Regions from separate parts of the Homo sapiens genome. Here regions 1 and 3 are each linked to region 2. A link is a contact called in ENCODE Hi-C or POLR2A ChIA-PET data. All regions are on one chromosome and are shown on one strand. The core of a region is the stretch at or near the end of the contact, and the rest is flanking DNA. Distances in the headings are between cores, read along the strand shown.

Evidence for each region. A loop is a pair of places that touch in the nucleus more often than their neighbours do. ChIA-PET counts read pairs that join two places held with the same protein, here RNA polymerase II (POLR2A). Pooled maps may share reads with other maps.
Region 1: a loop to region 2 is called in a map of PC-3, with 3 times the contacts of the local background. The contact joins two enhancer-like sites. A Hi-C loop is called at or near these places in 1 of 168 maps with a recorded cell type or tissue (PC-3). POLR2A ChIA-PET finds 5 or more read pairs at or near these places in 1 of 52 experiments (BJ).
Region 3: a loop to region 2 is called in a map of IMR-90, with 7 times the contacts of the local background. The contact joins two enhancer-like sites. A Hi-C loop is called at or near these places in 1 of 168 maps with a recorded cell type or tissue (IMR-90) and 6 of 50 pooled maps. POLR2A ChIA-PET finds 5 or more read pairs at or near these places in 2 of 52 experiments (BJ and HepG2).

The regions. Positions count from the first base shown.
Region 1 is chr15:39,454,498-39,457,197 of GRCh38, forward strand. No RefSeq gene overlaps it. Among named protein-coding and RNA genes, the nearest start is that of THBS1, 130 kb to the right of the region's middle. Within about 2 kb of position 1,259, at least 2 of the 41 ENCODE cell types and tissues checked have a DNase peak (open chromatin) inside an H3K27ac peak, as active enhancers do.
Region 2 is chr15:38,701,510-38,704,209 of GRCh38, forward strand. No RefSeq gene overlaps it. Among named protein-coding and RNA genes, the nearest start is that of LINC02694, 6.3 kb to the left of the region's middle. Within about 2 kb of position 1,267, at least 2 of the 41 ENCODE cell types and tissues checked have a DNase peak (open chromatin) inside an H3K27ac peak, as active enhancers do.
Region 3 is chr15:39,299,625-39,302,324 of GRCh38, forward strand. All of the region lies in intron 1 of LOC105370777 (a long non-coding RNA gene), which reads right to left. Among named protein-coding and RNA genes, the nearest start is that of LINC02915, 50 kb to the left of the region's middle. Within about 2 kb of position 1,312, at least 6 of the 41 ENCODE cell types and tissues checked have a DNase peak (open chromatin) inside an H3K27ac peak, as active enhancers do.

The DNA.
Region 1 (2,700 bases), core at 9-2,508, 750 kb after region 2:
GTCACCAATTCCACAGTCAGCTATTTCTTCTAATTCCATTGACATTTGATTCAAATTTTACATTCATCATTATCAAATTTTGTTCTTTGCTTTATTTTTATCTTTAGTGGTCAATTCCCATTTTCTAACATTCATTTTTATAAAATGTCACATGAATTTATTACTAGTGACAAGGAGACACAGATTGGTGACAGATTATGAAGGGCATCTGTCACTGATGTAGCAATTTTTCTTCTGCAGAGGCAGCAGCATAGTCTGTGCTTCATGCAATCACTCACGGTTAATATACCAGGGTAACTGAAATTTGAACCATGCTGTTAGGGACTGGTGTTATTGAAGCAAACCGTGGTAACTGAAATCCACACATATCAGAACTCTGCAAAGTGAGAGCTGCCTGTATTGTGAAATATTCTGCTGGAAGCCTTTTAATGGGCCCTGAGACCTCTTATGACTTCTTTATTGCCCTATTTTTGGGAAATTCTTAGATAGGAAAACATCGTGTCTTATCAATATTTGCTTATAACTGTAACACAGAGTAGATTATATTTGATCACTGACTGCCTTGGAACTATCCAATAAATCTTATGTTTTACCCTCTGCCAAACAAGTTAGATTTTGGAACATCAATTTATTCTATCTGCAATGAAGCAAGATCATCTTTAGCTTCTACCTGTAAGGTTGAAACTAGTGAAACACTCCTCGCCCTTCAAGACCCAACTCAAATGTCACCTTCTCAATGAGCCTTTCCTGCACCCATCAGTTAGTCACACATCTTGAAGAACAAAGATTCTTCTTGTTCACCTTTATGTCCTTTGTACCCTGCACAGTGCCTAGCCCATATGAGATGCACAAATATTTCTTGAGTAATGATAATTTATCTCAAACTTTTTTAAAAAGTGTATTTTTCTAGTCAATAATTGGATGCTTCCCAGCATGACATTGTAAGTAAAAGGCCCAAAAGGAATAGTAGCCAAGAGACACAGTTTGATGGCCTAGCATTTACATCCAAGAGTACCAGAATCTAGTTCCAAATACTGGAGGGCCATCTTGGGTGTGATGGTCAGGACAGACTGGGGAAAGCCCCACTGAGTGGGCGTATGATCTGCATATAAATTTTGCTGACTCACGCTGGCTTCGGTGTTTGCAGTCCTCTCAATCCATAATGGATAACACATGGGGGAAGAGAGTTATGAAAAAAACATAGTCATATGGTTCAGTGTATAGATCTGAGGAAAATACCTTTTAAATGAAATTGAGCCAAACGTCTGTCTCACTCTGTTTGCAAAGTACACAGTACTGTATGGACTAATCAAACTTTATAGCTCTCCTGTGCAATCTTGTACATTCCTAAAAACATGTTTCTCCCAGAGCTGTCACTTGTTGGAAATGTGTCACTGACCAAACAGTGTTTTCTATACTACACAGAATGAAATGTAAATATCATACAAAGTCCATTTGACCGAGCTCATGGGAAAGCATGAAACAATATACATTCCACATTATGTCTTTCTCTCACAAACTACACACATGCACCACACAAAAATCAGAAACAAAAGCAAGAAAGTATTTGGCTCATTGGGCAAGTTACACAACACTCATTTCATTAAATTAATTCTTTTATCTGCAAATCCCTACAAATACTTAGTAAACTTCACCTGATGAAAGGGATTATTGTCATTTTACAGAAAACAAAGCAGTAAGCGTTTGTCCAATTGCACAATGGAACTCAGAAAAACCCAGCTTTCCTGAACCCAAAAGTTCACACAGATGTAAAAGCTATACAAGAGAACCATAAGAGGCTGCAATACATCTTTATACATGTTGTCACCACACAGTCAAGCTCCACAGAGTCAGGAGGCATGTGGATGTGTGTCTACACATTCAAGCACATGCATGAAGATGTAAGAGCAGGTAGACACTCCCACATGGAGATTATGGCTTCAGCAAAGCATGAAGAAGGTAGTGTGTGCATGATGAGTGTGAGAGGCGGATATAGTCAGCAAGCCAAAGAGTGACATGATGGGAGAGTGGCAGAATTTAAATCTGGGCAAAGTCAACTAGTATTGTGAAGAGTTTCAAATGTTTCATCTCAAGAATACAGTCTATAGACAATCGGACCTACATCTCCAGATTTTGAAAGTGAAGTTATATGAAGGCGTTTCTTCTTATTTGAAGAAGCACTGTTCTGCAGCAATAGAGCAAGCATGCACTTTCGAGTTTTGTTGTTGGCAGTGGCGGTGGCCATGGTGGGAGTGGTTTTTTTTTTTGTTTTTTTCTGGCAGAGACTATAGTTCTGATCTGGCAGGCCCAGTGAGAACTTTGCAATATGTCAAATGTATGACAACAAGAATTCTTACCTAATCATGTTTTGAATATTAGAAATCAGTAGTCCTTAATGGCTTAATATATTCTTAGTAAAGCAGCCCTAAGACAGAGTTCTTGGTGGATAATACTTGTCCGTAAGTTCAGAAAAAAGGATTTGCATCTATGTATTAACCCATCAGGAAGATTGGCTCACACTCGGACTCTACTTTAAGCTACAGAGGCAAGGGCTGCATCAACAGACTCCCAGAAACCACAAGGACTTCCATCCTCACAGCTCTGAAGATATGAGAGTGGCGGTGACCAGCTGTCCACGCAGGGACTTGAGGCTCAGCTGGGAAGAGGAGGCCTTGGTTTGGCCACCGGACACTCAGTTTA
Region 2 (2,700 bases), core at 17-2,516:
ATGATTTACAATTACACACAACACTCTGGATGTATTTCACAAATATTACATTAAGAAAAAGATGCCAGACTCAAGAGAATACACATTGTCCAATTCCACTTATATAAAACAAAAAAAGGGCCCCAAACAAGGTCTTGCTCTGTCACCCAGGGTGGAGTACAGTGGCATAATCACAGCTCACTGCAGCCTCAAATTCCCAGGCTGAAGGATCTTCCTACCTCAGCCTTCTGAGTAGCTGGGACTATAGGAGCATGCTATCACACCCACCTAATATTTAAAAAAAAACTTTTTGTACAGATGGGATCTCCCTGTATAGCCCAGGCTGGTCTCAAACTCCTGCACTCAAGTGATCCTCCTGCCTCAGCCTCCCAAAGTGCTGGGATTACAGGCATCAGTCACTGCGCCCAGTGTAAAAAATGGCCAAAATTAATTGTGGTAGATTGATTGTACTAGCAGCTCTAACTCTTCATCTCTTAAAATCCATGCCCTTTGCCATATGACTGCAGCTCCTTTCACTGAAGATGTGGAGTGTATTTCCCCAGCAGGGTCAGGACTATGGTGAGGCAATGAAGGCAACTGCCCCAGCCTTAAAATTAAGGAGGCACCAAAATCCTCAGTAATCAAGAAAAATAATATTGAATGCAATGTTTTTGAAAAATCAAAATTAATGCAAGAAAATCCATTGTGAACAAAATTTCGATAAAGACAGGAGCTGACCCTGCACTTGCATAACTCAATTTACTAGCCTCACTCTACTAGCCTCACTCTAATCCTGGCTCTGTCAGATCCTATCTTGAATAAAGAGGATGCCTGCATATTTCTGTTTGTTCTCTTATTCTCTGCTATCACCATGGCCATGCCTGGCTAGCCTGCTGGAGGCGAGCTGTCCCCCAACCCCCAAGGTGCAAGAGAAAGTCTGTGGGGGATCAGTCACAGTGGTGGGAAAAATTATAGGGAAAGGATGCAAACCTTCTGAAAGGTTGGAAGCTCCTGCAGAGCCCCAGGAGAGAATAGCTGAAAGCAGCTGTTCTATAACCCTGAGGCAGAGGGCAAGGAGTAAGTACAAAGGAGTGTAGGGGAATTTATCTTAAACAGGCTTGTTTACTTATGTTGACCAGGAACTGACCTTTGATCATCCACACACCTGACTTTCTCTGGAAGGAGAACAATAAATGTTAATTACCTACAGGTTGTGTTGGCTCCAGGTTTTTGGCATTGTGCCTGAGCTGAATAAAAGCAAGCAGCTCCAGCTTCTCCAGGCTGCTGTCTGGCCGTTAGAGCCAGCCAGTCACCTAGCTGCTTTTATACTGCATACCTGTGTCTGAGTACTCATTTCATCCATTGGCCAAGGCCTGTGGGACAGACCTGGCAAGAGCCCAGCCAAGATGAACCAACTTGCCTACACAACCACCCCCGTGAGTGAATGATAAAATATTGAAGTTTTGTGATTGTTTGTTCTGCAGCAAGAGCCAACCGATGCACTGAACTATGTAGTTAAGGGTCAGGATAGAGGTTGCTTTTGGGAGATGAGGCATGAAGTGGGTTCTGAGGTGCTGCTGAGTTCTGTTTCTTAACCTGGGTGCTAATTACACAGTTGTATTCAGTTTGTGAAAATTGACTTGTATGTTTATGACCTGTACAACTTTCTATATTTTTATATTTGAAAACATTTTAAAGGGTAGGTGACAAGGCTCTTACTATTTTTTTCAAGGACAACTTACTGGGATAAGATGTATAAAATAAAAGTTACAAGCACCAGAGACTGAAATCAAAATCCAGAATAAATTGAACTTGAACTAATATTCAGAAAAATCTATGAAAATACCTATTTTGGACTCTATCCACAATTATTTATGTGAAACCACTTAGAATTACTTAGACCATTATTTTTAAATTCTGTTAGGCATGACACAATCACAACATAAGAATATTCTCTGAACCAGTATTTCATTCGGTTTGGGTTTTTGCTGAATTCATCTTTACATGTGGCTTTGCATGGCCTCATTTCAATAAAAATGAGACCAATGTAAATTATTATGATGGCTATTTTTCGACCATATAATACTGCTAATGTCAGTAGGCTTTTCTTTTCTTTTTTTTTAATGGAGTCTCCCTCTGTCGCCCAGGCTGGAGTGCAATGGCAAGATCTCAGCTTACTGCAACCTCTGCCTCCCAGGTTCAAGCCATTCTCCTGCCTCAGCCTCCCGAGTAGCTGGGATTACAGGCGCCACCACCACGCCTGGCTAATTTTTGTATTTTTAGTAGAGACAGGATTTCACCATGTTGGCCAGGCTGGTTTTGAACTCCTGACCTCAGGTGATCCACCCGCCTTGGCCTCCCAAAGTGCTAGAATTACAGGCGTGAGCCACTTTGCCTGGCTGGCTTGGCTTTTCTATGCACAGAGATTAGATATAACTATCATTCAGCATCAATCCAGGAGCAACTTTATCCATCCATCCAGTCTGATTCAATCATTATCTCATACCTGATGGGAAGAAGCTGGCATCTAATCAGAACTGTGATTTCCTTGCTGTGGATTCCTTTTTCTAGCTGGCTAGAATTGACTCTGAAGTGGGTGGGAAGAGCCTGTTATCAATTTGATGTCAAAGAGAAAGTCGTTCTGTTTTAAGAATTGAGATAAAAAGGGGAAAATACATAGCTAAATAATGGCATTTGTGATGTCTTCCTCCATATCCCAAA
Region 3 (2,700 bases), core at 62-2,561, 600 kb after region 2:
GAAAACTTCAGACTCCTGTAAGTCAACATTAATGTGTAGAGCATTTAATACAATTCTGGAACATCTGCAGGGCAGCTGTCTTACACAGACCAGGTTCTCAATAAGCTTTCATTATGTGTCACCACAGAATGGGAAACAAATATGTGTGTGTGAGTTGGGGAAGCAGAGGGTGGGGGGTGTAATTTGTAGGAAACCTAATTGATGTAACTTCCATTGAAAACAAGACAGATTATTCAAACCTATTCACAACAATATGATTATGAATACTCACCAGAGATATACTGAGTAATTACTGAATTAATGAATCAGGAAGGTTACTTTTCCCCCATGTACATTGGGAAATCAAAACTCAGTCAATTGTCTTTATGGCAGAACAAAACAACTATGATTCAAATATCCAACAAAGTTGGAAAAACCTGGCTTAACTGAGGGATGAGCTTATTGCATGCCTGCTCGGGTCACATGGGACATCTCAGCCCCTTTCCTCTCCCTCAATCTTGTCCCCTCTGTGGGCAGAAGCTCACCACTCAGCATCTCTTGTGCTTTTATCCTTAGGTTCCAGTTAGAAGCCATAGACCTCTGCTGCTTCTCCCAATTCTGTCTTCCTCTGCTGATCACACTGCAGAGTTGGTACCTCAGGCTGCCTACTCTCTGCTTTTAAAAGGCTTCAGAGAACCCTTCTTTAACTGTGGTCTCTGGAAATTTTCTATGAGATGTTGATTCTTATTCTACAAGAAGAGAATCTCATGGTCTAATGAATGTGTAAAACATCAAGTTAAACAGAGTTCTTTACTACAGAGCTTCTCGAAGCCTTTAATTTACCACTGTACATTATGGATCCAGGAGAAAAAGCAGATTTGGTCTGGCTGGGTCTTCCAGGGGTTCAGACATTTTTAAAACTCAGAAAATAGAATTGTTTTGTGTTTCTTCTTTCCAACCACTCAAAATATTTGAAAGGTTTGAGTCCGCTCCCTGTAATAACAAGGCAGTGCATTTTAGTCACCTGCAAAGCATCCTTCATCTTCTACTTAGAAGACACTGGGAAAAAATGAGAAGAAAACATTTACTCACTTTTCAGGAATCTGATATATTAATACCCAAGTTATTTTTACAAATTTGCAATTCATTGCTATGTTCATACTGGTTCTTTCTGAAATTACTATTTTTCTTTCATTCTTTTTTTAATTATACTGTTCTTATTTGCTATTATTAAAAAGAAAAAAGCCCCATTATCAGCTACCTAAAGAATGGCAGAGCACAACTAGGAAATGTCACCAACATGAAAAAGAAAGATTAAAATCTTCCTACCAAATACCTAGACTATGAGTCAATCAGGAGTTGAGCGACTTGAGTTTAGCCAGGCAGGGCTGGAAATGACTAAAATAAAGGACAACCAGGCTACTGATAGTAAATCACAGCTGGAAATGAAATTAAACTTTTAAGTTTAAGATTTTACAATTTGTTTTGGTGTGTTGGTGGGTGAGTGGTGGTGTGCGTGTATGTGAGTGGATAGGTATGTTACTGTGTAAAGGGTAAAGGTTTGGGGGTAAAGTTTTCAGTGGATAAGGAAACAAACAAGATTTAAAAATTTAGTTAAATAAATGGAGAGTGGAGAAGACATTCAGGTGGAAAAATACAAAATTAACTTTAAAAAAGAAACTGAGGGATCCAAAGGTCTGTAAGAGAAATATTCTACAACTGGAGAACATGTCTAAGACACACAAAACTTTATCACTATGCAGATTGTACACTATTTCTTATGCATCCCAATAAATGTGCCCAAAGGTAGCACTTTAAGCTGCACAGAAAATACCAAAGCCCAGACATATTTCAATGCCAGTTCCTGGGCAGGCTGGCCCTCAGGCAAAATATTCTGGAACACCTGGTTGGCTGGCAGATTTTCCTGGATGGCAGTGTTTTGGGACCAAACAGGCATTTATTTCAGCCTCTCTGATGCTTTCATATGGTAAAGGAGCAATCAAAGAATACTGGCTTTATTTTCTGAAGCACTGGTTTTGATCCACCTAAGAGGAAATGGCAGGGGCAGGGGATGGGAGGAGGGAAGGGGAGTAATGTGTTTCACAGCTTCAAATCAAACACTGTTGGAAAAAATGTCCAGAAAGCAATTCAGAGTGAAAATATTTGCTTTCTGGCTAAATAGCCAGTAGCTTTTTATTGCAAAATGGAAATAAACAGTACTGCTCATTTATACCAAAAAAGGGCAATCTACAAATAACCCAAATCCAAAAATAAAGGTATTGCCCAACAGACTAGGACATGATTCACTAAGGTCTTGACTTCAGAGTTTCACCAATGGTCATGGCACATGGATTAGAGTGGGCTGCGGTCGTGATTAGTATTAATAGTAAAAAGTCTCAAATATGCCCAAGTCCACACCCCAGAAGGATATGGGCCACAGTCTGTGTGATCCTTACCCTTCACTCTATTTATTGAACAGATGCATTCTCTCTCTCGCTCTCTCTCTCACCCTCATCCCATGCCCTGCGATGCTGAAGACCCATGTCCAGACCATATGCAGTGACCAAAATAAAAGAAAATCACACTGAAATGAACTCTATGAAATTGTTCTCTTTAATAGCCAACAGTTTATAAAAGAGAGTGAAAAAATAAATACAAAGCTAATAATGCTTACAATGAGGAGACAGAAGTTGGCCAAGAGAAAGAAAGAAATCATAATAG